Regions from separate parts of the Mus musculus genome. Here regions 1 and 3 are each linked to region 2. The links are chromatin loops, found by intact Hi-C in ENCODE. Cell type or tissue: gastrocnemius. All regions are shown on one strand. Links, peaks and the distances in the headings refer to the core of each region. The heading gives the core; the rest is flanking DNA.

Evidence for each region. Hi-C counts contacts between places; a loop is a spot of excess contacts. Peaks named below come from ENCODE experiments on the same cell type or tissue, not always from the same donor. Only the 100,000 strongest peaks of a DNase experiment are listed, where the experiment ranks them.
Region 1: a loop joins it to region 2, with 4 times the contacts of the local background. A loop is called at or near these places in 22 of 42 quality-filtered maps.
Region 3: a loop joins it to region 2, with 3 times the contacts of the local background. A loop is called at or near these places in 25 of 42 quality-filtered maps.

What each region holds. Positions count from the first base shown.
Region 1 is chr4:135,914,445-135,924,494 of GRCm38, forward strand. It overlaps Cnr2 (cannabinoid receptor 2 (macrophage)), which reads left to right. Exons shown (of 2, transcript NM_009924.4): 2 at 2,123-5,775. The coding sequence starts at 2,169. The coding sequence ends at 3,212. Fuca1 (fucosidase, alpha-L- 1, tissue) reads left to right here and starts at 6,282. Exons shown (of 8, transcript NM_024243.4): 1 at 6,282-6,706; 2 at 8,523-8,657. The coding sequence starts at 6,360. In gastrocnemius, for the core only: a CTCF peak has its summit at 6,162; DNase peaks (open chromatin) are centred at 6,254, 7,053 and 7,281; H3K4me3 peaks cover 2,211 bases; H3K27ac peaks cover 3,520 bases.
Region 2 is chr4:135,796,016-135,806,065 of GRCm38, forward strand. Myom3 (myomesin family, member 3) reads left to right here. Exons shown (of 37, transcript NM_001085509.2): 22 at 266-422; 23 at 949-1,058; 24 at 1,439-1,483; 25 at 2,280-2,416; 26 at 4,987-5,131; 27 at 5,327-5,386; 28 at 5,701-5,768; 29 at 7,193-7,303; 30 at 10,023-10,050. Among named protein-coding and RNA genes, the nearest start is that of Myom3, 41 kb to the left of the region's middle. In gastrocnemius, for the core only: CTCF peaks have their summits at 5,632 (motif pointing right) and 7,526 (motif pointing left); DNase peaks (open chromatin) are centred at 2,157, 5,639 and 7,454; H3K4me3 peaks cover 496 bases; H3K27ac peaks cover 2,179 bases.
Region 3 is chr4:135,927,639-135,937,688 of GRCm38, forward strand. It overlaps Fuca1 (fucosidase, alpha-L- 1, tissue), which reads left to right. Exons shown (of 8, transcript NM_024243.4): 4 at 2,261-2,366; 5 at 5,261-5,461; 6 at 7,052-7,242; 7 at 9,285-9,384. Among named protein-coding and RNA genes, the nearest start is that of Fuca1, 12 kb to the left of the region's middle. In gastrocnemius, for the core only: a CTCF peak has its summit at 4,411 (motif pointing left); a DNase peak (open chromatin) is centred at 4,402; H3K27ac peaks cover 1,023 bases.

The DNA.
Region 1 (10,050 bases), core at 1,426-9,425, 120 kb after region 2:
GCCTGGTCTACAAAGTGAGTTCCAGGACAGCCAGGGCTATACAGAGAAACCCTGTCTCGAAAACCAAAAAAAAAAAAAAAAAAAAAAAAGTCTTTCTCTACCTGTGGAGCTATCTCAATCACCTCTGGCCTTTAGTTAGTTAGTTAGTTAGTCAATTAGTTAATTTTAGAGTTTTGGGGTAGCATTGGCTGTCCTGGAACTAGCTCTGTAGACCAGGCTGGCCTTGAACTCACAGAGATCCACCTGCCTCTGCCTCCAGAGTGCTGGGATGAGAGGCCATGTGCCACCCCTCTCGGCCTTTCTTTTAATTCTTTATAAAGTATGCCCAAGAGTTGCATAAGTCTCTTGCAAATGGGAGCTATAACCCCTCCAGCAGACATCTGAGAACTCTTGCTTGTTTGTTGATCACTCCCGGGCTTATAAGGTCAAATTTCATGCCCCCTAGATAGAATATTTCCACATAACCTGTTTAGAAAATTTGTCTTTTTAGAAAGATGTTTAATTTGCTATCTTGTGAAGTTTACTAATGCTTCATACAATATTCACTTGTTCTAAGTTTTTTCTTCCAAATCCAGGACATGCTTATATTAAAAAATGATTCTTTATGTGATGTTTAAATAAATGGGACTTCTATATCTTATCTAGTACAGTTACTTTTTAAGACAGAGTTTCACAGAACCAAAGATGACTTTGACTCGACCCCCCTGCCTTCACCTTCCAGGTGCTGTGCTTGAGCTACGTTCCCTACAGGAGTATAAAAAAAGGTTGTGTTTGAGGCAGGGATTTCCTATGTAGCCCAGGCTGGCCTACAAACTCACAGAGATCTGTGTATGTCAGCCTGCCGAGTGCTGGGATTAAAAGCATGCACCACCACTCCATAAAATATTTATCTTTTGAGTTTATCTTCCCAACACTTGAGGTGAAACCAAAGTATTGGCTCCCATCCCCAAACAGTTACTAAGCCTTTAGTATCTTACCAAAGCTGGAAGAACACAGAAATCAAAATGAGATATAAGCCAGGTTTGGTGGCGCATACCTGTCTGGAATCCCAGCTGCTTTGAAACCTGAAGTAAGAGGGTCTACCTGTGAGACCATGTTTCAAAAAGCAAAAGGGAATCTGGCCAGCAAGATGGCTTTGAGAGTAGAAGTGAGCAGTAGGAGGCCTGAAGGCCCGAGTCCAAATCCCAGAACCCCTGGTAGACCTCCACACACACTCTGTGGCACACTCATGCCTGCAATACGCATCACATGTGAGCACATATGTGTACACACACACTAACAACAACAACAACAACAATAACAATAATAGAGAAAAACAATATCCCTACATCTTCAGTTCCACTTCTAGGTTTTGATCTCTTGGCTGGTGGCCCCTAGGAATTCCCCTGGGTTTCAAAGGGAAGTTTCAGGATTTATCTTTTTAGAAAGCAAAAGACCAAAACATCTTGCAAGTTACTTCTGCTTGTTTGGAAACAAAAAGACTTAGCTTGAGGAAAAAAGGTAAATGCTTGGCAGCAAACTATAAATGGATATTTTTGGGGTTGGTGAGATGGCTCAGCAGTCAAGAGCTCTTCCGAAGGTCCTGAGTTCAAATCCCAGCAACTACATGATGGCTCACAAACCATCCATAATGAGATCTGACGCCCTCTTCTAGTGTGTCTAAAGACAGCTACAATGTACTTACATATATAATTATAAATAAATCTTTGGGCTGGAGCAAGTGGGGTAGAGTGAGCAGAGGCCCTGAGTTCAATTCCCAGCAACCACATAATGGCTTACAACCATCTGTACAGTTACAGTGTAATCATATAAATAAAATAAATAAGTCTTTAAAATTTTTTTTGTGTGTGCTGGTGTAGTGTTGGCACATGCCTTTAATCCCAGCACGTGGGAAGCAGAGGCAGGCGGATTTCTGAGTTTGAGGCCAGCCTGGTCTACAGAGTGAATTCCAGGACAGCCAGGGCTACAGAGAGAAACCTTGTCTTAAAAAACCAAAAAAAATTTTAAAAATTAAAAAATAAATGGATATTTTCGGCACCTGGGTAAATGCTTGATTGGTGTCAGCTCTCAGTTGACGTCATCACCTGTTAACATTCAAGGATTCTTTTCTCCTTGCCCACAGCCCAGTCTTCTGGGACAGCTCCAGTAGAAGAAGCCAAAGCCCATCCATGGAGGGATGCCGGGAGACAGAAGTGACCAACGGCTCCAACGGTGGCTTGGAGTTCAACCCCATGAAGGAGTACATGATCCTGAGCAGTGGCCAGCAGATCGCCGTGGCGGTGCTGTGCACCCTGATGGGGCTGCTGAGCGCCCTGGAGAACATGGCCGTGCTCTATATTATCCTGTCCTCCCGGCGGCTCCGCAGAAAGCCCTCGTACCTGTTCATCAGCAGCTTGGCTGGAGCTGACTTCCTGGCCAGCGTGATCTTCGCCTGCAACTTTGTCATCTTCCACGTCTTCCACGGGGTCGACTCCAACGCTATCTTCCTGCTGAAGATCGGCAGTGTGACCATGACCTTCACAGCCTCTGTGGGCAGCCTGCTGCTAACCGCTGTTGACCGCTACCTATGTCTGTGTTACCCGCCTACCTACAAAGCTCTAGTCACCCGTGGGAGGGCACTGGTGGCCCTCTGTGTCATGTGGGTCCTCTCAGCATTGATTTCTTACCTGCCGCTCATGGGGTGGACTTGTTGCCCTAGTCCCTGCTCTGAGCTTTTCCCACTGATCCCTAACGACTACCTACTGGGCTGGCTTCTATTCATTGCCATCCTCTTTTCCGGCATCATCTATACCTATGGGTATGTCCTCTGGAAAGCCCACCGGCATGTAGCCACCTTGGCTGAGCACCAGGACAGGCAGGTGCCTGGGATAGCTCGGATGCGGCTAGACGTGAGGTTGGCCAAGACTCTGGGCCTGGTGCTGGCTGTGCTGCTCATATGCTGGTTCCCTGCACTGGCTCTCATGGGCCACAGCCTGGTCACCACGCTGAGTGACCAGGTCAAGGAGGCCTTCGCCTTCTGTTCCATGCTGTGCCTTGTTAACTCTATGGTCAATCCTATCATTTACGCCCTGCGGAGTGGAGAGATTCGCTCTGCTGCCCAGCACTGCCTGATAGGCTGGAAGAAGTATCTACAGGGCCTCGGACCTGAGGGGAAAGAAGAAGGCCCAAGGTCCTCGGTTACAGAAACAGAGGCTGATGTGAAAACCACCTAGGAGCCAGGATCCAGAACTCCAGGCTGCTCCAACTGCTGACACCACCTGTCTTTCTACTGGAAACAGCCCGAGTCAGAAGTCCGTTCAGTTCACTCCCTCGAAGAGAGAGGGGTTCCAGACCCGGATTCTTTCTGAAGCCAGTTCTAGGGTAATGGAAACAGATCCCCCTTTTTGCTAAGGAATGCTGGTTGGCTGGAAGGTGGCCTGGTCATGCCTACCTTTTCCAGTCTGTGGAGAGGGGCCTGTAAGAATGGCAGGCTCTGTTCATATCAAATCAGGAAAGCCTTCTGACTCCAAAGACCTAGAGGCCAGAGGGGCCTCCAGAGATGATACTAAAGGATTCAGGAGATCTGTGAAGACAAGGGACCTGTTCTCCTGGAATCTAGAGTACCCCAGCCGTGGGGCCACTGCCCTCAACTTCATAGATGTCCATGTCTTCCATAGTGTGGATTCTAGACTGTCCTGCTGAAGATAGAGAGACCAGCTGCTTCTGGTTCCTGCTTCATCCTCTGTGGCTGTAGAGCTATGTGAGGCTCTACCTTCAGGTCACCCTTGCCTCTTGGGGGTCAAGAATTATGATGCCCTAAGGACCAAGGATGTTCGCTTACATCCTTCAGACAGCGTCAGGAGCTGTCAGCTCAGGGTATCCTGTTGTTGGGAAAGGGCCCTCCCGACATCCTGATAAGCCTTGAAAGCCATTATGACCTTAGGTCCTTAGGGGCGCAGAGGAAGCTGGGTTCACTGGAGGTACAAAGTCTTCAGAGAACTCTATTCCTTGTGACATTTTGCTGTGTCTCACACAGCACTATCCCAGTCTTGCCTAGCTTCAGTACAAAGCAAGATATTCACACAGATTCTTTGGGTCCTAGGCTGTTCCCAGTGATGCTTGACTCAGCCCCACTGGCCTCTTCCACACTCTGGTCCTGAAGGATAAGCAGAAGGAGTTGGGAGGGAAGACTTCCTGCTGCAAACCAGGCATCCTAGGTCCACAGCCCCACGCTGTGTCTCTGGGTGCCTGCCTTTGCCCTTCAGTAAAGGTTGCAGTCCCAACAGATGGAGGTTCAAGGCGCTGCTGGTGGTAGGAGGGGTAGGTGGCACTGGGGACCACAGACACAGTGAAAGGAAAACTCTTAAACATTTAATACTTTTGCTTTTAGAAGATCCGGCCCGCAGACAGGACTTCCCCATTGCCCAAAGGAACTAACAGGGTGGTGTCCAGTGCAAAGAAAAATCAGCCTCCCTAATAAAGCAAGGAGGTCCACTCGGCTCTACAGCCTCTCCTAAGCTTCTGCAAGGTGACAGTTTGTTTTCTCTGTGAAGGTCAACGGCGTCTCATTTTATTCTTCCCAAGACAAGTTCTGTGCATCAAAAGCTGCTGCAAATTCTAATCGCTGTTTGGGAGGATCAGGGGAAGAAGTCGATTCGCCCACGCTTAGTGATTTAGACTGTATTTCAACATCAACTTGGGGGAGGAAGAGACAGAAAAGACACGGTGTTTCCTTATTACTCCTCAAAGGAGGAAGTGCTTGGTTCTGTCAACATAAGCCGATCTCTCCAAGGTGCCTGACAGAGGAGGAGGGAATACAGTTTCCACAGCTGTGAATTCCTGCACCAGCTTTGGTCCACACTTATGTGGTCTTGATCAACCCCCGCCCTTTACCTTGCTTTGGTTTCCTTCTCGGTAAATTGGGAATGGTGGGGAAAACAATGCTCTCCAGGGCCATTAAAACCTCTCATTGCTCTAACATGCTGTGGTTATCTCTGCAACCATGGAGACCTTTGTGCCATATGGACCATGTGACTTCTGGCTCCCATACTTCCTGAAGTTATGGGCACACACCATATACCATTGGGCGTGTGCTGACTGTAGAGGAATTGGGTGACTGGCCATATGAGTTTTAGAGATTTTCCCAGGGCAAGAGGGTTCTCTTGGCTCTCAATTTTTCTGGTCCCTCATGCCTCAGTGGTCCCCTGTGTGTGGGTCAGGCATGCTTGTTTAGCGGTGCCAGACTGAAGCTCCGGCCTTCCGGTGTACCAAGCAAGTGTTGTACTCCTGAGTCAGGTTTTCTTCAGTTAGATGCTAACTAAGCTCTCTGAGAGACCCTCAAAGTTTTTGAGGTGTAGCTCAGTCAGTAGAGTGCTGCATCTGCAAGAGCAAATCTCTGGGTTCAAAGGTCAGTACTACCTAAAACCAGGAATGGCAGTGCCATCCCCTACCTGTAATCCCAGCACTCCTGAGGTACAAGCAGGAAGATCAGGAATGCAAAGTTACTGTAGCTGTAAGTTCGAAGCCAGCCTGAGCTAGTTGAGACCCCCTTACCTCAAAATAAATTTAAGTTACAATTCTAAATTAAATTAAAATGTCTAGGGCTGGAGAGATGGCTTAGTGGTTAAGAGCACAGACTGCTTTTCCAGAGGTCCTGAGTTCAATTCCCAGCAACCACATGGTGGCTCACAACCATCTGTAATGGAATCTGATGCCCTCTTCTGGTATGTTTGAAGAGAGCGATGGTGTACTCATATACATAAAATAAGTAAATAAATCTTTTTTTAAAAAAATGTTTAAGTTCCTCGGAGTTCTTGTTAAGTTCAACGGACAAAAGATAGACTAAAATAACCACGTCTGCCCTTAATCTTTCAGCAGCCATTTCTCTCCCTCCGCATAAAGCTCCTTCTAACCTTGTTATTTCTCAATCTCTTCGGCAACTCTCCAATCTGCTAAACTCCACCTGCTGGCTGGAGGTATAGCACAGAGAACCCGCGGCTCCTAAATAGTCACTAAATAAAACGACCTGGCTTCAGCCTTCCCCTGAAGATTGGTGCAACAACGTGGACTTCTCCCAGTTTTCCCCACACCTTGGGTCTTTCTCACTTGCGGGGAATCCGGCAATTAAATCCTTAGGCGAGTCTACGGAATTTAAATTCAATAGAGCAGAACCAGCAACGCCGCCTTAAGTCTTTCTCCCTTCCAATGCCAGAGGGCGCTCCAGAGCCGCAAGCCTGACCCCACCCCCTCTCCTTCCAAGCCAATCGTTACTCTGAGAGGCGGGGCTACTCGCCGGCGCTTGCGTGTTAAGAGGGGGGCGGTGCGGGCCCGGAAGCAAGGATGTAGGAGCTGAACTTGAGTGGTGGGCTGTGGACTCTGGGATGCTGCTGCTGCTGCTGCTGCTGCTAGTGGCTGCGGCCCAGGCAGTGGCCCTGGCTCCGCGCCGCTTCACTCCGGACTGGCAGAGCTTGGACTCGCGGCCACTGCCGAGCTGGTTCGATGAGGCCAAGTTCGGGGTGTTCGTGCACTGGGGGGTGTTCTCGGTGCCCGCCTGGGGCAGTGAATGGTTCTGGTGGCACTGGCAGGGCGATCGGATGCCGGCCTACCAGCGCTTCATGACAGAAAACTACCCGCCCGGCTTCAGCTACGCCGACTTCGCACCGCAGTTCACAGCGCGCTTCTTCCACCCGGATCAGTGGGCCGAACTCTTTCAGGCTGCCGGGGCCAAGTGAGTGCGGGACGGGCGCGAGGCGGGAGCAGGCAGGCCATAGCCGGCGCTGCCTGACCTCGGAAGGTCCAGGACCCTACGTTCTGCATCTCGGAGGAAGGACGCTAAAGACGAGAATCCAGCTGAGGATCAGTTAAAAAAATAAATAAATAAAATAAAATAAAATAAAATTAAGGCGGGAAAGCACTGGGTGGTACACCTGTGCGGAGAGAGACTAGAATCAGGCTACATCGGTGTCTCGTTTGAAAGGTCCAGAACACAGCCCAGATTCCCGTCGGTGGCCCTGAGTTGTAGATCTGACCAGTCCCCTTAGGCTACGGGTAGCGTCCGTCCGTGGAAGCTTATAAAAAAGCGCCGCCTGACTTCCTTGTAGCCCTGTGCCTCTAAAGGAAGAAGGAAGGATGGAAGTTTGGGGTTGCTCTTTGTTGGGGTCTCCCTCACTTCTCACTTGCTTATAGTAGAACTCAGAGGAGGAAGGGGGTTGTTTGGGCAAAGCCCTGCAGAGGAAGTGCGTTTTGAGAGCCCTCTAAGCCAGAGAAAATATTGGCTGACTTTGGACGCGGGATTTGGCCACTGTGAGGGCAGCCTCCCGCTCCTGGCTTAGTGTAGTCCTCCGCTCTCTTCATTGATTTTCTGCCAAACTCCGACTTTTTATTCCCTCGGGACGTTAGGTTTTCTCCCCCGAAGGGAAAGGCTGTGTATAGCTGGCACTTAGTATTTTCGCCAAGTAAAAGGCCTGAGGGAACAGAAATCTGTCATCTTGCCATCTTGAGAGCCGTAATTTACAAAGTTGAACTCCAGCCTTTTTCCAGACTTCCTGTTTAATGGACGAGGTAACTAGCCCAGAGAGAGGAAGGAGAGGAAGGAGCCTGGTGTCCTAGACTGCAGGTCTATGATCTGGAAGTGAAAGCTCCAGAAAGCTCATGGGACAGGTGTGCCCAGGCTCTGCAAGCCATACCCAGAGGGCGTGGTTATTTGCTTGTTGAGTGGGAAGGGATTTTATATTTCAGAAGGACTTTTTGAAAGGGGAAAGAGATGTATTGCAGGAAGGACTGATGAAGTTCAGGGGCCCCTACACCAGCTAGTGGTAAAATCTCATGTAACATGCTATCTTTTCCTATAAAAGTAAGTGATATATTGAATGGACTGATTATCTCAACACATTTTTTTTTTCAGTCCTAGATATTTGAGCCTTTGTCACCTTAAATGACAGGCAGTTTCACAATCTTGGTTAAGAAAACAAGCAGATGGGGGCTGGAGAAATGGCTCAGCGGTTAAGAGCACTGACTGTTCTTCCAAAGGTCCTGAGTTCAATTCCCAGCAACCACATGGTGGCTCACAACAACCATCTGTAATGGGATTTGATGCCCTCTTTCTGGTGTGTCTGAAGACAGCTATGATGTACTCATACATATAAGTAATATAAATAAACAAATATTAAAAAAAAAAGAAAACGAGCAGGTGCTTGTGTCTGCTTTTTGCTCTTGCCAATAGATTGGGGCACAGGGTTGACACAGGTTCATCACTTATTTCCAGAAGGGTTGAACCTGAGAGCTAAGTAGCACAGCATTTCTTCTGCCAGCCTCCCCTCTGCCTCTGAACCTCCAGTGCCTCCATCCATTCTTGAGTCATACCTGCACAGGGATAATTATCACTATAGAAACATCATCACGGTTGTCATGGTGACTCATCCCAAGGGCCTATCCTTTTCATCAAGACCTGCCCGACTTGTTAAAATTCTCAGACATGCCTGGCAAGGCCATGGTTGTGGACATCGCCCAACTCCTTTGTTCTCGTTTGGTTTTGATGCCTGCAGGTACGTCGTCCTGACCACAAAGCATCATGAAGGCTTCACAAACTGGCCAAGCCCTGTGTCTTGGAACTGGAACTCGAAGGACGTGGGGCCCCACCGTGATTTGGTCGGTGAGTTGGGAGCAGCTGTGCGGAAGAGGTGGGTGTCTGTGGACAGCCAGCGACTCCACCAACCTCCCTATCTAGCCCTCCAGAGAGCCAGTCTGGGTCCCCTTGTTTGTCTGCTAGGGTCATTTAGCCAGAGAGCAGATGGACTCCCAGACTTTGAATTTGAGACTTGGTGGTTTTCACAGGACCAAAGGTGATCCAAAGAAAGTTCACAGTGGGTGGAGGACACCTGTCATAGACCATGGTGGTCAACTTTGCAACCTGCAAAGGACTTCCATGAGAGAACTTGCAATACAGAGCCTTCTCTAATATGTGACAGAAGCCAGGGACTGGGTCCCACCTTTCTCCTCCATAGCCACCAGCATCCAACACCAAGCTGTTCAGACCTGAGGGCAAGCTCTGATGACGGCCGATCAAAAACCAAAGAGGGCAACACACAGCTGATTCTCCTCAGCACCCCTCAGTCTTGTCACTTAACGGGAAGTAACAAGCCAGACTGCTGCTAATTACTTGGGAGGCAAAGTAACCCAAGCCAGACAGAGTAGCCAGACATGATGGCACTTGGGTGGCAATGGCAGGAGGGTCAGGAGTTCAAGAATGGCCTTAGGTATGTAGTGAGTTTGAGTCTAGCCTGGGCTAAACAAGACTACATCTCAAAAAGCCAAATACTACTACTAATAATAGAAATTAACTTCTCCATTAAGAGGTGGGGTGGCTTTGGGTTTTGGTGCTAAGGGTCAAACACGGGACCTCACATATATTAGGCGGCCGCTCCTACACCGAATGCATTAGGCACTTCTGTGTTAGTGACCACCATACCTGTTAAAACCAGCTTCAGGCAGGGAAGGTTGCTTTTCAGACCAGCGTGGTGGAGCATCTGCATACATGGCATGCACACGCTGTGGTCGAGGCCATTCATTCACGTATCAAATGACTCGGGAGCAGCAGGAACTAGAGGATGTCCTTCAGGTGTCCCACTTCTGCCAGCATGTCCCCCCCTCGGAACGGTTCCATGGACCCCCAAAACAACACTATCAGGAAAGGAACAAGCCTTCAGAACAGGAGCCTGGGGGGAGATAGTGCAGATTCAAGCCTCAGCACCAAGCCCTATCCCCTGCCACCAGTTCGTATCCGGGTTTTAAACTCTCCTAGATATGTTTGCCTTTAAGAAAGAAGATTGCACTGGGCATGGTGGCGCATGCCTCTAATCCCAGCACTTGGGAGGCAGAGGCAGGCGGATTTCTGAGTTCAATCGAGGCCAGCCTGGTCTACAGAGTGAGTTCCAGGACAGCCAGGGCTATACAGAGAAACCCTGTCTCGAAAAACCAAAAAAAAAAAAAAAAAGAAGGAAGATTGCTTTCTGCTATGACTCTGAGATGTAGACTGACTGCCTGTTTCTATAAATTGAGTTTGATTGAAACACA
Region 2 (10,050 bases), core at 695-8,694:
GGTTGTAGAATCGTGGGTAGCCTGTACTACATAGTTTATTCTAGGCCAGCCTGGGCTAATGTGGCAAACTTTTGTGTTAAAGAGAAGAATTAAGCGAGGCAAGGAGAAAGAGGAGGAAGGGGAAGGAAAAGAAAGTGGGGGGGGGGGTCAGTCAAGAAGGACTTCTTGCAGGAGGTGACATTTGAGTTGAGGATCACAAAAGGCTTTAGAGGTCACAAGAAGTCTGAGGGAAATCCCTGCTGTCCCTTCCTCAACCTCACCCCAGACGCCCAGGAGATTGAAGTTGGTGTGGACGACGAGGGCCAGATCTACTTGGCTTTTGAAGCCCCCGAAGCCCCTGACTTCCCTGAGTTTCAGTGGTCCAAGGATTACCAAGGCCCACCAGACCCACAGAGGGTGGAGGTGGAAGATGAAATTAGCAAGTGAGCAGGGCGGGGCGGGTGGGTGGGACGGGGGAGGGGCTAGAGGCAGAGCGGGGCGGGGCGGGGCGGGGCGGGGCTTGGGGGAAACAACACCCAAGGGTGGCAGAACCGGTAGGGAGACACGCAGGTTGGCCAGGGCTGCCCCATCTGCCGTGGAATGCTGGCTGAGAAGCAGGGAGGATGCCTTAGGGGCAGAAATGGAGACCTTCTTTGGGATTCTTTTTTGAGAAGCAGTGATGAGTGCTGCTGCCTAAGTTCCTGAAGCAGACACAGAGACTCTGGCTGGCTTGGTTGTAGAGCGTGGGCCACACTGGCGCTCTGGAGGGGACCTCAGGGGGGGTGCAAGGGTCCAGCTTGGCCAGGACCTGGGAAGGAGCACAAGTGACCAGAGCTCCTGTCCCTCAACTCCCCCACCCCCGCTTTGTCCACTCCCCTCCCCACATGCCTCCTCCACAGGCTGTGAGGGAGTCTTGTGTTTTCAAGACCAAAGCCCCATCTCAGAGGTCAGCTCACCTCTCTCTGCCAGGTCCAAGGTCATCCTGAAAGAACCTGACCTTCAGGACTTGGGCATCTACTCAGTGGTAGTCCCCGATGCCGACGAAGACACCTCTGCTAGCCACACGCTGACGGAGGAAGGTAATGGCCTCACGCCCTGACACCTCCTCAGGGAAACAGATCCTGTCCCAGAGCCCAGGTACCGATGCTCTTAGAAGCCAAGTGGACATTGAGGCTCAGCCCGCCCAGAGCCGAGCACTAATGAGGCTGTTACTGAAGAGCCCCCATGTAGAGATGCTTCTCTGAGGAGCATATGTGACCTCAGGGTGGCCTTGGGTAGCCGCCGCATCTCCCACAGTGCCCCAGGAGCAAAGCCCACCAGCGGTCTCCAAGGAGCCCCTAGCTGATGCCAGTGTGGCGCTCCCTTGGACCGTCTCCGCGTGGAGGCCCCAGGCTGGCTGTACTTGAACCCTGTGACCTAACGTTGCGTCTGTTTTCTTCCATGCCCCTCTCTGCCCTAGAGCTGAACAAGCTGAAGAAGCTGAGTCACGAGATCAGAAACCCAGGTAAACACTGAGGCGCAACCTGGTTCCTAATGGCCTGTGAACCTGGGCTGCGCAGAGCTGAGTCAGGCAGAGAGCAAGGATATATATAACCTGAGAGCAAGAGAAAGGGGAGCCACAGGCTGGAAAGAGACCAGAGGCAAAGGATAGCCAGTGGGAGCCAAAGAGGTGCAAAGGAGGAAAACAAGGCGGCTCTTATCAACATGAGCATCGTCAACATCACTATCATCACCACCCATATCATTATCACCATTACTATCCTTGTCACCACCACTATCACAATCATTATCATCTCCATCATCATTATCACCACCATCATCACCATCACCATCGCCACCACCCCTATCAGCTCTTGAGACATCCGAACATTAGATCATGTAAACCTCCGCTTCCCGGCCTTGTCTCTGGATGGTGGAATCCTTAAGCCCAGTCAAACACTTGATCCCATATTTGAATCATATTAAGAACTTTTCCAAATCCCATGCCCAAGCGAGGCTGCAGCCAAGTCAGAATGGGCAGGGTGAAGCCAGACGCCAGTGTTTAAGGTCCCTTGAAGTGGAAATTCGGTTCTGAAATCAGCTCAGTCTACAGAGAGCTTCCGGGCCTCGAGCCAGGGTCAGCCTCTTCAGGCTCTACAAGTGTTTCCCACATTCAGGGCCAAGGCAAAGCTGGGTGGAGAGGGGCGGGGCCGAGAGGGTGAGTGGGCGTGGCCTGACAGAGAGGGGCTGGGTAGGTCGCGGGGACAGGGGGAGTGGGGAGAGGAGAGGGCTCCCACCCACACAGGTCCTGTCTCTCTCAGTCATCAAGCTGATCTCTGGCTGGAACGTGGAAATCCTCGAGCAAGGTGAGGTGCGGCTGTGGCTGGAGGTGGAGAAACTGTCGCCCGCCGCCGAGCTGCACCTCATCTTCAACGAGAAGGAGATCTTCAGCTCCCCGGTAAATGGTGCCCACGGTCCCTGGGGAGGTTCCCCTGCCCCACGCAAGGCCGCACCCATGAACTGGGGCCTGGGGCCAGCTGTCATTCTAGTCAGAGCGGCCGCTTTGGCTGTCTCAGCAGTGCAGGCGAGGTCGCCTGGCTTTCAGTACGAGGATGGGGGTAGGGGTGGGGGGCAGTTACTAACCAGTGCGTGGACATTTCCATGCCCATTGCCATTTGAAAATGTCCTTCCCAGCATCCCTGAGATGGGAAAACCTCTCTGGGGTTGACAGTTTTCCAAGCTTCAACCTCTGCTTTAGATGTAAATACAAAGCAAGCACTTTCTCACAGGCCTAGCAGACACCCAGGGAAGAGCTTTTCTTCTCTCTGCTCGGTTTCCTGTTCCAAACGTTTGCTTCCCCCTCCCCACCCCCACCCCCCACCCCCCACCCCGTTACAAATCAGGACAAGGGGCTGCAGCATAGGTCAGTAGAACCACATTGTATCCAAGAATCTACAGCCAACACATTTGTACATTATTACACTGTTTTCATTCTAATGTGTAAGGACAGGGTAAGTAGGTTGTTAGAATGGGCTATTGACATTCAATCATTTTTACTGAAAACCAGTAGATTACAGTCTTATGACAGTTTCCTGTCATTTGTGAACTTCATCTCCAGGACAGCAAAGCAGTCATCCAAACTCTTGGATTAGGACTGGGGTGCCACTCAGTCCTAGAGCGCATGCCGTGTGTGGGCAAGACCCTGAATTAGAACCAGAGAAGGAGGGAGGGAAGGAAGGAGGGAGGGAAGGAGGGAGGGAGGGAAGGAGGGAGGGAGGGAAGGAGGGAGGGAAGGAGGGAGGGAAGGAGGGAGGGAGGGATGAGCAGGGGGAGGGGAGGGAGGGAGGGAATATATCTTCCAGAGAAAGGGACTCTCTCTCTCTCTCTCTCTCTCTCTCTCTCTCTCCCCTCCCTCTCTCCCTCCCTCCCTCCTTCCCCCTTTCTCCCTCCCTCTCTTCCTCCCTCCCTCCCCCTCTCCCCCCACCTCCATCTCTGTGTCTTTGTCTGTGTCTGCACACTAGGGCAGGCAGGTTTTCCCAGGATCAGGAGCGGACCAGGGAGTATAGTTGAAAGCTGTGTGTAAGGAGTACACATAGAGCCTGCTGCACATTATCAGAGGCGCTGTAAAGTCTAGAGCAGACGTTCTCAACCTATGGCTCTTGACCCGTTGTGGGGGTTGAATGATCTTTCACATGGAAGACCATGGGAAAACACAGAGATTTACCTTATGATTCATAACAGTAGCAAGATTACGGTTACAAAGTAGCAGCGAAATAGCAACAACAGGAAGAGCTAGCTGTATTGAAGGGTCGCAGCATTAGGAGGTTTGAGAACCATTGGTCTAGTGGTTTCAGTAGATGTTGGTTGGGTCATCAGCCAAGTAGGTCCTTCCCTTCTGTCATACATGCAAATAGAGCCAGGGTAGTAAGGACCTAAACTCGGAGAATAAAACTTGTATGCTGTTAGTGTAGAGCAAACTGTAAATGGTTGTTAGTTGTACAGAGTGGGTTTATTACAGTGTAGGGGGAATGCTGGGTAATGCCAGCCTGTGACCTCATCGCCCAGGAGGCAGAGACAGAGGCTCAGAAGATCAGGGTCATCCTCAGCTACAGGGCAAGTTTGAGGCTAGCCTTGGGTACATAAGACCCTGCTTCAAAAAATATGGGGGTCCCAGGGAGCTGGCGAGGCTGCTCAGTGGTTAGGAGCAGTGGCAAAGGACCCAGGTTCGGTTCCCAGCACCCACATGGCAGCTCACAGTCTTCCTTAACTCCAGTTCTAGAGGATCCGATGTCTTCTTCTGACCTCCGCGGGTACTGTGTGTGCATGGTGCACAGACATGCAGACAAAACCCTGTACACAGAAAATAAAAAGAAATCTTTTAAGAAAAAAAAAAAAACTCACCCACCCAGAAAGAGAACATGGGCTAGAGAGATGGCTCAGTGGTTAAAAGCACTGACTGCTCTTCCAGGGGTCCTGAGTTCAATTCCCAGCAACCACATGGTGGCTCACAACCATCTGTAATGGGATCTGATGCCCTCTTCTGGTGTGTCTGATGACAGCTACAGTGTACTCATATAATATACATAAAATAAACAATTCTTTCTAAAAAAAAAAAAAAAGGAAAGAAAGAACACAGGACTGACTTCTGTAAGTAGTACTCTAAGCTCAACACTTGTGCTGTGGCCTATGCATCCCCCTACATACCACACACACACACACACACACACACACACACAATTAAAATGATTAAAATGTAACAATTTTTTTAATTGTAAAAGAAGTTGAAAATAACCACCGGGGCACAGTACAACTACAGAGCTATTAAATTATAATTAACTCAAGCATGGCATGCTGAGGATTCCCAGTTTATTCAAGCAGGGAAACGCTACCAGGAAGCCCTCCCCAGTCCCTGGAGGTTGACTGTTCTGCACATAGCACCCCAATCTTGATTGCATCCTGAGGTGTGCTCCCAACAGAGCTCCCAGGACAGGAAATGCCCAAAAAGAACTCAGGGATTTGTTCCGCCAGAACCGCAAGATCAACTTTGACCGAGAGAAGGGCTTAGTGGAAGTTATCATCCAACAACTTTCCGAAGATGACAAGGGGTCCTACACCGCCCAGCTCCAAGATGGAAAAGCCAAGAACCAGATCACTCTCGCCCTGGTGGATGACGGTCAGCCTGGCCCCTCTCCTCCCTGAAACACCTGCTCCACCCCACCAGCCTGAACCCATCCTTCCCGCCCACCCCCCACCATCATTCCCTGCTCCCCAGGCCTATAAGGTCTGCTAAGCACGTCCCTGGTCTTCCACCCACCCCAGTTCCCTTTGCTCTCTTCACTCATGCCGTTTCCTCCCGGTGTATTCACAGAATTTGACAAGCTCCTGAGAAAGGCAGACGCAAAGAGAAGAGACTGGAAGAGAAAACAGGGTAAGCCACTGGTCAGTGCTGAAAAATACCAACCCAGCCAGGGAGGTTCACCATGATCTGGTCAAGTCCTGCCCTGATAACAGAATAAAACTTCATTTTCCAAGCCCGAGGCCGGCCAGTGTCTCCTTAAAACTCGCTTCGTTTAAGAAGACCCCAGGCCCCTTGCTCCCCCGACCGCAGTCCTTGCCCTGGTCTTGGAGACCAGAGTCTTTGGCAGTCTCCGTCCCAGCTGTTTTCCCCTGTCTAGCCACCAGGTGGCGCCCTGGTTCAGCTTAAAGCTCATGACTCCTGGGTTTGTCCTCTTTCCCTTGCAGGTCCCTATTTCCAGGAGCCTTTGACCTGGAAGGTCACAGATGACTGCCAAGTGCTTCTGTCGTGCAAGGCAAGTCTACACCCCTCCTCCAACCCGGCCATCAGTCCAGTGAGGCATGACCTGTGACTTGTCCCGAAGCCCAGTGCCAATCCTTGCCAACTCCACCCTAGGATTCTATCTCCTGTGACTGGCTGATCCCACGCCTGGGAAGTGGCCCCTGGGAGAAAGTGTGCATACAGAGAGACACAGTCACACACACACACACACACACACACACACACACACACACACACACACATAGTCAGACAGACAGATGGACACATGTGTGTCTGTATGAATCATCCACACTTTTTTTTTTTAAGATTTATTTATTATTATATCTAAGTATACTGTAGCTGTCTTCAGACACACCAGGAGAGGGCGTCAGTGTCGCGCCCGCTCTCGACCAGCAAGAATGACGCGACCACCAGTCCTTCTAACAGCAGTTTATTCAGTCCTGATTCTTCTTGTTTATATCTCCCCCGAACCCTGGGCCTCTCACTCCTTTTATACTCTCTCTCATCCACGCACCGCAGGCCACGCCCCCTCGCCAGTCACGAGGCTTCAGCTAATCAGGGCAGCAGGGGCAAATCTCCACCAAATTGGATTCACCTGTATCCTGGTACACCTGCGCAGCACTCAAGATGTTTGTGTCTTATATGAGGAAGTCAGGTGCAAGTCATATGACTTAGCTGCAGTCCCTGGCGCCTTTGGGACTGCCGCCACACCCGCTCCCCACACGTCAGATCTCTTATGGATGGTTGTGACCCACCATGTGGTTGCTGGGATTTGAACTCAGGACCTTTGGAAGGACAGTCAGTGCTCTTAACCTCTGAGCCATCTCTCCAGCCCCTCATTCACACTTTCTATGCTGCCTCAGAGGCGGGAAAGCAAGTAACAAACTGAAGACATGAAGGTGTCAGGGGCCAGGTCCCAACCCAGTCACCCTTACTCAAAGCCCAGGTCCTTTGAGAATGTGCAAGAAAGCCCCTTCACCATTCTGCTCTTTCTGAGAAGAATGCCATCAGTGTTCAGCAAGGTCTTGGGCATCCAGAGTTCCCTTGGGCCTCTGGGAAGACACAGCACAAGGCAGAATTACTAAATACCACATGCCTTATCCTTGATCAGATACATTCAGGAAACTCATTAGTTATGAGGCAAGGCTATGCCCTTTGGGATACTTCAAGGAGGACTTCCTGGAGGCGGTAACAGCTGACTTCATCAAGAGGCCTAAGTATTCACAAGAAAAAAACAGTGAAAGAGGTCAAGAGGCAGGAAGTGACATTAGCAAAAGTCAGGACTTGAGACATATAGTTTAAGGAAGGGATCCGCTGGCTTTAGTGCACCAGGAGTCTCGGTGGTGGGCCATGTGGGAGGAGCCATGTAAAAGAGCATGGGTTTTTATCTTAAAATGGAAAGTCTGATGGAGCTCCCTCATGCCCCGTCCTCCTCAGGTAACAAACACGAAGAAGGAGAGTCGCTTTCAGTGGTTCTTCCAGAAGAAAGAGGCGCCACATGGGCAGTACAACCCGCCGACCGGAGATGGGAGTCTCTCCATTGAGGGGGTGAGTGCAGGTGGGACTTGGGGTTCACCCTGCTCAGCTGCCCACTGAATGGTGACAAGAGTGCTGGGCAAGAGCCTGAGCAGAGCTGGTCACACAGAAGCGCCAGAGCCCAGTCAAGGAAGGATTGGGGGTGGGGCTGGAGAGCTGGCTCAGAGCTCTTGCTGCTGGGGACCCGATGCTCACAGCTGTCTGTAGCTCCAGTTCGCCCTCTTCTGGCCTCCATGGGCATTACACCCACACTGTGCACAGACATACATGCAACACATAAAATAGTTAAAGAGAATGCTTTTTAGAAGATAAATATTAGGACGTGGGAGTGTGGTTCAGCTGGCAGAGAGCTTGTTGAGCATACACAAAAAGCACCACAGAAATGAAGTGTGAATGACACAAAAGGTGTTTGAGGCTAGCCTAGGCTATGTCCGTCTTAAAAACAAACAAACAATCAAACAACAACTACAAAACCCCTAAAGCCAAGCATAGCAGCTCACTCCTTTAATCCCAGCACTTGGGAGGCAGAGGCAGGAAGAGTTCTGTGAGTTTGAGGCCCGCCTGGTCTATAAGGTGAGTTCCAGGATACCCAGTGCAGAGAAAAGCTCTGTCTTGCAAAACAACAACCAAACAAATATAATTAGATTAAAAATAAACAAACTGAACTCATTTATGCATTTTTGAAAACTCAAAATTAACATTTAAAATCCAGGACGTAAATGTTTCAAAACACAGGCCTAGGATTACTTATTTCTGATTTTTTTTTCACGTCTCAGGTTCCAGGCCTGGTTCTGATCCAGGATATGCAGCCTGGGGCTAGTCACTAGCCCCTCTGACCTTACTGCTCTCTGTGAGCTCCCTGCCCAAGTCTAGGGATGTGCCCTGGTGAGGCAAGTCAGAGAAAAGCAGCTTGAAGCTGGCTTCTTTCCTAGGTCTCTCCACACACCCACAGAAGACTAAGACCTCCCAGTGCAAGGCTGACCTCCTGCCTGCCTGCTGCCTGCCCCCTGCTGACTTCCCGGCCTTTGGCTGGGTGCTGGGGATGCTGGGAAACTGTTCACAGGTCCTCACTAGGAAGGAAATGGCAAGTCAAGGGTCTTTTCCCACATCTTGATCGCTCCTCAAAAGGGATGTGACATTCGGTGGGTTCTTTGTATTTGTGGAGTCCTGTGTGGGCGGGGCTTTCTGGCTCCCACAGTGTTAATCCCTGAGTCCTTGAAGGACACCAAGGACACCAGAGCTACTTCGTGGACAGGTAAACTGAGGCTCTGACAGATGAAGTTCAAGGACATAAGACTAGAGTTGGGTCAGAAATCACTCCCCAGTGGGTGCAGCCATGTCTGCTCCACAAGGCTGAGGCACGCCTAGATTTCTGTCCACCCCAGGGCCTGCTCTGAGAACCTTGGCTCTCTCCAGTACCACCCCAATATAACTGGGACTTTATGACCTTCTGTGAGTCAAAAAGAAGTTTTAGAGGAAAATCTTACCTCTGCCTTGGATCCTGCCCCAAAGTCACTGTGTGGAAGTGGCCCAGGTGGGAGGGATCTTTAAGGATCCCTGAGGGAGTTGCCTTATGATAAGATGTCACTTCTGACCTCGGCTTCTTAACCCAAAAGCATGCCCATGCGCTGAGGCTGCGCTTAGTAGGTGCTTTGTCTAGCCCATGAGCTGGCCAAGGTTCTGTCATCAGCAAACATCTCCCAAAATGCAATCACGTTCTCAGTTCAGTGACTGTTGCTGCAGATTTGATTCAAGGCTGCAAACACACAGCAGAAGGACTCCATGTTCTGAGCCGAGGAAAACAGGCTTCCCTCTGGAGAAATGCAGGGGGTCCTTGTGTCAGAGCCTCAGGGAGAGGAGCGGGCTGGAGAACTCACATCCTATACAGACAAGTTCTGCCCAGGCTCTCCAGGCTGAGCTGGGCTGTGCTCTAAGGAGTCACCTGGGAAACCAGATGTGTTCATTTCTACCCTCAGTACACACACACTCACACAAACCCTCACTCCTACACTCACACATACACTCATTCACACTCATACAAATATTCACACACATACACTCAAACACACACACTCACACACTCATATCCACTCATATGCAGTCATACACAATGCACTCATACATACTTACACAGTCAATCAAATGCACATACATACTCATACACACGCTCATACAAATGCTCACACACATAAAAACACTCACATACATATATTCATACAAACACTCATATACATACACTCACAAATGTTTGCACACATACAAATGCACACACATACACTCACATACATACATTTACACACAACTCATACACTCATACATCACACATATACTCACTCACACACAACTCATACAAACACACACATACACTCATACATACATACACAGTCACACACACTCATACAAACACATAGACTCACACACATATGCTCACACAGATACACTCACACACAACTCATACAAACACACACATACACTCATACACACATACACAATCAGTCACACACACACTCAAATGCTCACACACATACAATCATACACATACACACACACTCATACAAACAGCCTTACACACAGAAATACTCTCACACACATACTCACACACTCTCAGACACACATGCACACACTCCCTAGACCCACCAATTCCAGAACTGACAGAGCCCACACAGGGTGGGGACCTGGGACCTCCTGACTCGCTGTCACCCCTCACACATGCTGTCATCCTCTTCCTTAGTTTTCCAAAGAAAACCAGGGAGTCTACA
Region 3 (10,050 bases), core at 1,244-9,243, 130 kb after region 2:
GAGACAGGTCTTCCTTTGTAACCTAGGATGGCCTCTAATTTCAAGCATCCCCTGAGTGATGGGATTACAGCCATGAGCCACTGTCCCAAACTTCTAGCCAGTCCCCTTGCATCTGGTTTTAGTCAGATGACTGTCAGGACAGTTGTAAAACACCTGTAGAGGGCAGGACAAGTGCAGGTGTCTGGAGTTCTGAAATCAAGTTTAGTTTTTGGGTTGTTGTTGTTTTTCTTCTTTCCTCTCTCCTCCCTCTATAGTCTTATCTAACCTTGGCTGACCTCACATCTATAGCAATCCTGATGGCTTGGGATTTTCTTCGTGCTGGAATTATAGGCCTGTGCCAGTGCCCCTAGCTTTTTTCTTTTGTAAAGTTTGTGGCTTAGAGTAACTTGCTTAGTCTCTCCCTTGCTTTCTTCTTTTTTTAATAATATTTATTTACTTATTAATTATATATGTAAGTAGCTGTCTTCAGACACACCAGAAGAGGGCGTCAGATCCCATTACAGATGGTTGTGAGCCACCATGTGGTTGCTGGGATTTGAACTCAGGACCTTTGGAAGAGCAGTCTTTAAGTGCTCTTACCCACTGAGCCATCTTGCCAGCCCCCTTGCTTTCTTCTTTATCCCTGAACTGGGGTTAGAAATCACAGGAGCTGACAAGGTGATGGGCATAGAGCCCCAGGGTGGCCTCTGATTTGCAATAACTCAGGTTCAGGTTCCCAAATGCTACCACACCTAGCTCTTTTTTTTATTTTCTTGGTCCCTGACAAGACATGGGTCTTTCAACTTGCTGAGCAGTGCTCTGCCACTGAGCCACAGTCACGTTTGATTACGATGTGTCCGTGAGCACGTATGCCTTATGAGCACGCATGTGGAGGAGGTCAGAGGTCAGCCTGCGGAAGTTGGTTCTCTCCTTCCAGGAGGATTCTGGGGGTCAGGCTTGGTCATCAGGCTTGGCAGCAGAAGCTTTGCCAGCTCAAGGCAAGCCTCCTGGCCTGCCCAAGCACCAACCTCTTTGTCAAAGCTTAATTATTATTTATGTGTTGTTCGTGTACACCATGGGCAGCAGGTGCCTGAGGAAACCAAAGAGCATCAAATTCCCTGAAATAAGCAGTTGGGAGCCGCCATGACGTTGGGAAGCAAACCCAATTCTCTGCGAGCAGTAGCAGGCTCGCTCACCCCCTGAGGTGACTGGAGCCCTGGGAGCAGCCCCCCTAATTAGTTACTGATTATATGTAGTTCCTTTTCTAAAGGGGCAGCGAAGGAGATTAGGGGAAATGTGCCTTAGTACCGCAGTTTATTATTATTATTACTATTGCTATTATTACTATGATTATTACCCTTTAGTTTATTTGGGACGTGTGTGCATGCATGTGCCATGGTGTGCATGCAGAGGTCAGAAGACCACTTGCAGAGTCAGTGTGCCCGGGACTGAACTCAGGTTGTGAGACTTGGCAAGCAGGCGCCTTTACACACTGAGCCAGTTCACCAGCCCCTGCAGCTCTCCTTTTAATTAAATTAAATTGTTACTTTTTGGTTTTGGTTTTTGGTTTTTGGTTTTGGTTTGTTTTGGTTTGTTTTTCTCGAGACAGGGTATCACTATGTAGCCCTGGCTGTCCTGGAACTCACTCTGTAGACCAGGCTGGCCTCGAACTCAGAAATTCCCCTGCCTCTGCTTCCCGAGTGCTGGGATTAAAGGCGTGCGCCACCACACCCGGCCCTAAAATCGTTACTTTAGCTGTTTGAGTGTTTTGCCTGCATGTTTGTCTATGCTCTCCATGTACGCCTGGTGCCAACAGAGGCCAGAAAGTGGCATCAGATCCCCAGGGGAACTGAAGGATGGGTGATTGTGAACCTCCATTGTGGGTGTGGGAAATCAGACGAGAGTCTCAACTTCTAGACGAGCAGCCCGTTCTCTTCCAGAGCCTGAGCCATCCACTGCTGACCCCGCACTACAGAGCCACCTCTCCACACCCTGTCTCTGAGGCTCTTTTAGACTGTGGTTGTGTTAGCAAAAAAAAAAAAAAAAAGATTTCTTATCTCTTTAGTTTCTGCATTGTGATTTTTATGGTCCTTTCCAATCAAGAGACTTCCTTCTGACAAGCTAGGAGTGGAACTCATGACCTCACATGTGATAGGCAAGTGCTCTCCCTCAGAGCCAGACTCCCAGTTCTAATTTGTAAATATTTATTGTAATACCTGTCCGTAAGACTGGACTAGATACAGATTCTGATGGCAAACTGTTCTCGTCCCATGTGTTCCAGCTACAAGCCTGACCTGATCTGGTCCGACGGGGAGTGGGAGTGTCCTGACACGTACTGGAACTCCACCAGCTTCCTTGCTTGGCTCTACAACGATAGCCCTGTCAAGGTAGGTGGTTATCAACTACCTTATGAATTACAGGTTCTGAAAAAAAAAAAAAAGAGTGTGAATGAGCACGCTGATACTTACCCATAGTCTCAGCTGGGGTAGGTAGGCTGTAGCAGGGGCAGTCCTAGCAATCGTGCCTCCGCTCTCCAAGAGCTGGGATTATTATGGGTGTGAGGCACCATTCCTAGCTTTATGCTGGGTTTTATTTATTTATTTATTTATTTATTTAGATTTATTTATTTATTATATGTAAGTACAGTGTGGCTGTCTTCAGACACTCCAAAAAAGGGCATCAGATTTCGTTAGGGATGGTTCTGAGCCACCATGTGGTTGCTGAGAATTGAACTCTGGACCTTCGGAAGAGCAGTCAGTGCTCTTAACCACTGAGCCATCTCACCAGCCCTATGCTGGGTTTTGTAGGGTGCTTGGGTAACTGAGCCTTCCCTGTAACTGGCCAGTACACAGGCTGCCAGTTTACACCTTGTGTTATGGACCTTGGACTGAATGACGGAGGTCTTGATCTCTGATAGAAAATGCCAAAGATTTTACAGGTTCTTGGTTTATAGATTTTAAAGAAAGATCTAAGTATAAAGCAGGTCGGGCCGGGCGGTGGTGGCGCACGCCTTTGATCTCAGCATCTGGAGGTAGAAGCAGACAGATCTCTTTGAGTTTCAGGCCAGTCTGGTCTACAGAGTGAGTTCTAGGACAGCCAGAACCACACAGAAATTCTGTTTCAAAAAATGAGAGAGAGGGGGGAGCTTGGTAGCTGGAGAAATAGCTTAGTTGGTGGTAGAGAGGTGCTTCGCATGCACCGGCCTGGGTGTAATCAGAGACACCAAAACCGGGAGCTGGAGAGATGGCTCAGTGGTTAAGAGCACCGACTGCTCTTCGATGGTCCTGAGTTCAAATCCCAGCCACCACATGGTGGCTCACAACCATCTGTAATGGAATCTGACGCCCTGAAGACAGCTACAGTGTACTTACATATAAGGAAGAGAGAGAGAGAGAGAGAGAGAGAGAGAGAGAGAGAGAGAGAGAGAGAAGCACTAAAACTTAGCTTGGATGAAGGTGGCCTGGTGGAGTCCTGTCTGTGGGGGTCGTATTGAGAAGTCATTACTAAACTCAGAAAATGGGAAGGAGAGAAAGAAGAGACCCCTGAGTGGTGAGTGCTGGTGGAGGTGGCTCTCATGCTGGAGACAGACTCACTCACTCACTCACGGGAGGGCAGGCCAACAGCAGGGCAAGCCTGGCTTCCAGGGGTCCCCCGAGTCTCTGGGGACTCCCAGATGTGCAGTTCATCCCCAGGTAGTTAACACAGACGGGATGCCATGGTCTAAATTGTCCACATCTGTCTCTGCTCAGCGTTTAAAGGGAAAACACTCTGTAACTCACCATGGCACCACTGTCTCTGCCTCAGTTATGTACCGTTATGAGTGAGCAGTTGATGGCCATCATTCAGACTTTGAGATGGACCAGATGTGGTGGTGCACGCCTTTAACCCCAGCACTCAGGAGACAGGTGGATAGATCTCTATGAGTTTGAGGCCAGCCTGGTCTACCCAGTGTGTTCCCAGGCTAGCCATGGCTGCATAGTAAGACTCTTATCTCAAGAAACAAATTAAACAGCTGGGTGGGATGGCATACAACGTTGATCCCAGCACTGAGGAGGTAGAGGCAGGTGGATCTCTATGAGTCAGAGGCCAGCATGTCTACAAATCGAGTTCCAGGACAGCCAGGACTACCCAGAGAGGTAGGTGCCTTTCCTCCGGGCTGGGCCTTCATGGGGCTGGGTCGTATAGTGCATGGGATGACAGCCCCATTAAGGAGAATCACAAAAGAAAAAAAAAAACATAAGCAAAGATGCAGTGTCGGGAAGGAAGCAAATGCCAATCACATTAAAAATAAAAATAAAAAAAATGACAGCCAGGGCTGGGGAGAGGGCTCAGAGCAGAGGCTCTTTGAGTTCCTTACCCTGCATGCTCTCACTAGGTGAATCACAACCACCTGGAACTACAGCACAAGGGCAGCTGATGCCCTCTTCTGGCCTTCTTGTGCACTGACATACATGCAGGCAAAACACTCGCACAAGTTTTTTAATTGTTTATTATATGTGTATGAATGTTTGCCTGTGTAAGTTTATGAGTAATGTGTGTAGGCAAAACCCCATAGAAGCCAGAACGCGGCACCAGATCTCCTGTCAAAGCATCAAGCACTCTTAACCATTGCGCCATCTCAAATGAGTGCTGGAGAGGCCTCAGGCTTACGAATTAAGTGCTTTACCCTCTGAGCCATCTCCTGGGCCACAGGCACTCTCTCTATATACACACTTAGTCCATGCATCCCTCTGCTGGGTCCCTGGGCTCGGGCACTGCTGACGATAGGGGCTGGATGCTGCTTTGGTTTTTGGTGATTTCATGTGCATTGGAATTTGCCTCCATGTATATCTGGGGGGAGGGTTGTGTGAGTTACAGACAGCTCTCTTCTTTTTTCTTTTTCTTTCCTTTTTTTTTTTTTTTTTTTTTTTTTTTTTTGAGCTGCCATGTGAGTGCTAGGAATTGAACCTGGGTCCTCTAGAAAAACAGCCAGTGTTCTTACCCACCAAGCCATCTCTCCAGCCCTGGTTGCTGCTTTGTAGTAGGCACTGTCTTCAATACTGTAGGACATTTCTCAGCATCTCTGGTCTCTCTCACTGGGTAGCAGCACGGCCCTCACTGGGACAGCCAAAAAACGTCTAGAGTCCCGCATGTGCTCTGTAGAGCAAGCGAGCACCAGGGGAAAGCACTCGTGTAGTCCTGCTCTTCCTCCTTCCAAACACACTGTTGCCGGAGGGAGCTGCGTCGCATAAAGGAGCCAGGCGGTGCTGTGCCGATGACCCCGTTCTCCTCCCTCCTTTAGGATGAGGTGATAGTGAATGACCGGTGGGGCCAGAACTGCTCCTGTCATCATGGAGGGTACTACAACTGTCAAGACAAATACAAGCCACAGAGCTTGCCAGACCACAAGTGGGAGATGTGCACCAGCATGGACAGAGCATCCTGGGGCTATCGAAAAGACATGACCATGTCGACCATCGCCAAGGAAAATGAAATCATCGAGGTAAGAGCATTGCCATAGCTGTTCGTCTGTCTTTGAGCTGCCCTCTGACCAGGAGTCCAGTGGCTCCAGCCTGCTCGGGCCACAGTACACGGAGACTGTCTTCAGGTTCTAATGGGGGGAACAGACACCATGACCAAGGCAACTCTTATAAGGACAACATTTAATTGGGGCTGGCTTACAGGTTCAGAGGTTCAGTCCATTATCATCAAGGTGGGAGCATAACAGCATCCAGGCAGGCATGGTGCAGGAGGAGCTGAGAGTTCTACATCTTGTTCTGAAGGCAAGCAGGAGAAGACTGACTGTCACGTGGTAGGAGGAGGGTCTCATTGCCCACCCCATCGGTGACACACTCCTTTCATCGAGGCCACAGCTGCTCCAGCAAGACCAAAGCTCTCCTAAGGACATTGTCCCTATCACTGAGGAAGGGGTTGGAATTTGAAAACTTGAAACTATGTCTCCTTATTTGTTTGGGGTGGGGGCAAGTGTGTGCCATGTTGTATATGCAGAGGTCAGAGGTCAGCTTGAGAGTCACTTCTCTCCTTCCACCCTGAGTCCCGAGGATCAAACTTACGTCACTCACATTGGTGGCAAGGGACTTCACTGTCTGAGGTCATTGCCTTCGACATCTTCTCAGCCTCAGGGGAAGCTCTTTCTACAGAGCTGTTCTTCCAGAACTTTCTCTTGTCTTTGTGGAGTGTGTGTGTGTGTGTGTACACAGGTAACATAACATGTGCTAATGTTTGTTTTGATGTGTTCACAAGTGTGTTTGTGACACCCAGCACAACACCCAGAGTCTTTTGGCCATTGCTGGTTTTTGTGTGTCTTGTTTTGAACCTGAGTTCTGAGCTCAGGTCTTCTTGTTCATAAAGCAAGCACGCCCCCTCTGGGCCATCGTTTCCCAGCCCCTTCCCAGGGGTGTTTCAGTTCGCATGTGAGTGGTTTCCATTCCTTACTGGGTGATTCAGTAGGCGGGACAGCTACACTGAAGAGTACTCAGCCGGCTGCTTCGGTATGGAATAAAGTGCCATGTGTAGCTGCAGCTACGTAAAATCAAGAGTAGGAGGAGACACCAAAAGTCAATGGAAGTTTCCTTAGGTGTTCTCTAATGGGCTCTCGCCTTTAAATTTTTCTGTATGTAAAATTAGTCCTGGACTGCCTTGAGCAACAGTTGTTAGCGGTCACAGCAGATACCTGCTCTCCAGTGTCTTCAGAATGTCTCTTTATGGTATGTATTCTTTGTTGAGGCCGAGTCTTCTGGGAGTCCCTGCTGGCCTCAAATTTGGTAGCCAAGGCTAGCCTTGAACTCCTGGTCGTCTTGCCTCTTCCCTCCTCAGAGATTACAGGCATGGGCTAGCACGCCCAGCTTCCCTTTCATCGGTTTTGCCGAAGGTGCATATAATCTGTACTTAAACAACATTTGCTGCCGTACCCAGCTCTAAGGTGTAACTCACCCCCCCCCCATTTCCCCTTTGTGGTGCTAAGGATTGAAGCCAGGGATTTTTCTCTTAGCATTCCCTAATGTCTGTGTGTTCTAGACACTGCCAGGCTTGGTAGTCACACCTCAGTTTTTATTGTTTCTGCCTTCTTTAGGAATTGGTTCAGACGGTAAGTTTGGGAGGCAACTATCTTCTCAACATTGGACCAACTAAAGATGGTCTGATCGTCCCCATCTTCCAAGAAAGGCTTCTTGCTGTCGGCAAGTGGCTGCAGATCAACGGGGAGGCCATCTATGCCTCCAAACCCTGGAGGGTGCAGTCGGAAAAGAACAAGACGGTTGTGTGGTGAGCCCTGCCTTCTCTTGTGGTCAGGAGAGTGACTGATAATAGCCATGGTTCAGTTCAGAGTGATAGTAAAGCTAAAGTCAAAGAATTAGTAACAAGTGATAGCTGATAGATAGATACATACATACATACATTATAGATACATAGATTATAGGTAGATTGATTATAGATTATAGATAGATGGCAAAATATTAAACTGAGTACTTTAAACACCCAACCAAAATCACTTGGGGAAGCCCTTAAGGCTGGAGTTCCTGACAGGGAGTCCTGGGTAGAGCAGAGTGAGACTTCTCACTAAACAAGTAAGACAATACAGTGAGTGATGTCATCACTCTGAGGCTCACGAACACCAGCAGAAATCAACTGGGGAAGCTGGGGGAGTCAGCTGGAGTTTCAAGTGTTCCTTGTCTCCGCGGATGAGCTGCCCATGGCTGAGCCTCTGGCTTCCTGACCCGCCACCCCCCCCCACACACACACACACACGGGTGCTTTGTATCAGGGACAATGAGAGCCCTGTTGGAGATGGCTAACCTAGCTGTTCTCAAAAACTCAGGGGTTTTGCTTCTGATCTGTTCTCTTTCCGTTCCTGACGTGGAGTTAGGGGGCAGCCCAGCCCCTGATAAGGGGCCTCAGGACACTTTGAGACAAATATGCTTGGGTCCAAAATTCGGTGGAAGGCGCCCTGCTTCCAGAGCCAGCTTCTAAGTGAGCTCAAACCACACAGGACAGCCTATCAGTGTTGTACTTCATACTTCCGATGTGGGCCAGCATTGGCCTGTGGCTGTTGTGGACCTGGCACATCCTCAGGTCCTTGCCTGGCTACTTGCCTCTTGCTGTAAGATTCATGTCCCAGCTGGGTTCTGTCTCCACCCACCCTGTGCAGAGCTCCACCCTAAATTTTTCCTATTTGTACACGGACTTCTAGATCTAGTTATTTGACCCTGGACCTCAGTTTTTTCAACTGCAAAGTGTGTGATGGTACTTGGCTTCCTAGACTCGATTTGAAGACTAGTTACCATCATCTGTGTGAGGACCCCGCGGAGCGCCAGGCCTGAGCAGGGAGCCTGGTGCCACACCAGAGTGCCTTTGTTCTTCTCCCCTATGGATGATTTTCTGTGAGCTGGTTGTTATCCTGTCTTTGAACACGGTGACCTCTCGGGCCAGGGGATGTGTCACCTTTGTGTCACCCTTGTGTGTTTCACTTGTTTCACCCTCTGTTGTTTTCTCGTGGATCTGGAGTTGAGAAGGTTTCAATACCAAGTTCTGTGGCGTCGGCTCCTAATGAGTACCTTTCCTATGTGTAGGTCATGGTTTCACCATGCTGCGTAGGCTGTCCCCCACCTCCTGGGGACAAGCTGTCCTCCTGCCTCAGCCTCCTTAGTAGCTGGGATTCTATGTCTGCATCACCACACCCAGCAGAAGGTTTTTGTTTTTGTTTTTTCGGTTTTTCAAGACAGGGTTTCTCTGTGTAGCCCTGGCTGTCCTGGGACATACTTTGTAGACCAGGCTGGCCTCGAACTCAGAAATTCACCTGCCTCTGCCTCCCAAGTGCTGGGATTAAAGGCGTGCACCACCACAGCCCAGCTTGTTGTTTGTTTTTGAGACAGCATGTAACTGTGTGTAGACAGGAAGGACTTGAACTCACAGATATCTATGTACCTGCATCTACTTCCTGAATGGTGCATGGACCACCTTTAATGGCTACCACTAGGCTGTCTTTCTTTTCTTTCTCTTCTTTTTTGGGAGAAAGGGGGAGGCAGCAAGCTTAAGGCTAGTGAGGCATCAGGGAAAGCTCTAGAAAATAAGTTGCCCAAGGGTTAATTTTAATTTTTCAACAAACCTTAACAAAACCCAGTGAAGGGATAATAGAAAATCCCAATGAATTTTCCAGACCCTTTCCTTCCCGAGCACCTTACTGCACTCCCTAGTGGTGATGACAAACACCAGGGCTTTGATGGGTGAGCTATCTAACTGGGGTGTGGGGGAATGTTAGGGATAACAGCTGGACTCAGACGTGGGCAGTGATGTCTCTTTGTTCCCAGGTACACTACTAAAAACGCAACTGTTTACGCCACTTTCCTGTACTGGCCAGAAAATGGGATCGTGAACCTCAAATCCCCCAAAACGACCTCGGCCACAAAGGTAAGGAGACTCTGTCAGTCCCTCCTGCCACAGACCTGCCCGGGCCTTCACAGGACCCAGCACTGCACGAAGGCCAGAGACTGATGATCTCTGGTCTTGTCACTCTCACTCCCTCTACTTCCGTCCTCAGTATAAATACTGTCTCTAAAAGCTACCTCATACAACCAGCAGGCAGAACTATTAGAGAAGGGTAATTGATCACATGATTTTCTAAATACTTTTACATTCCAATAAGCTCATAGTAAGTTTACGGCAACAATTCAAGTCATAAATCGATAAGACTTGAGGTCTAACGGCGGAATTGTCTACATGTCCTCCCATGAAGGCTAGTGTCTCACTAAGCATTACCTGTCACTAGCCCCTAAGTTCATTAATGTCACGCGTTAGCACAGTTTTGTCAAGAGACAAATTATCTGCCTTGTGTCTTATTATTTTGAAGGTTTGGATAGATAAACTAGTCAGTAGTTGCTGTTCTCGCACCTAGAATAAATTCTCCGTGCCCAGTTTGTGACCTGTACTTACCAGATAATAGTGTCACAGTTACCAGATAATAGTGTCACAGCTAACCTGGAAGGAATGTTGTCCGCGATCGTAAATTTGTTCCACGCTTGCTTTTTTCTTCTAGTACAATTAGCCCATGACACATGAAGATTTACCGAGCTCTAA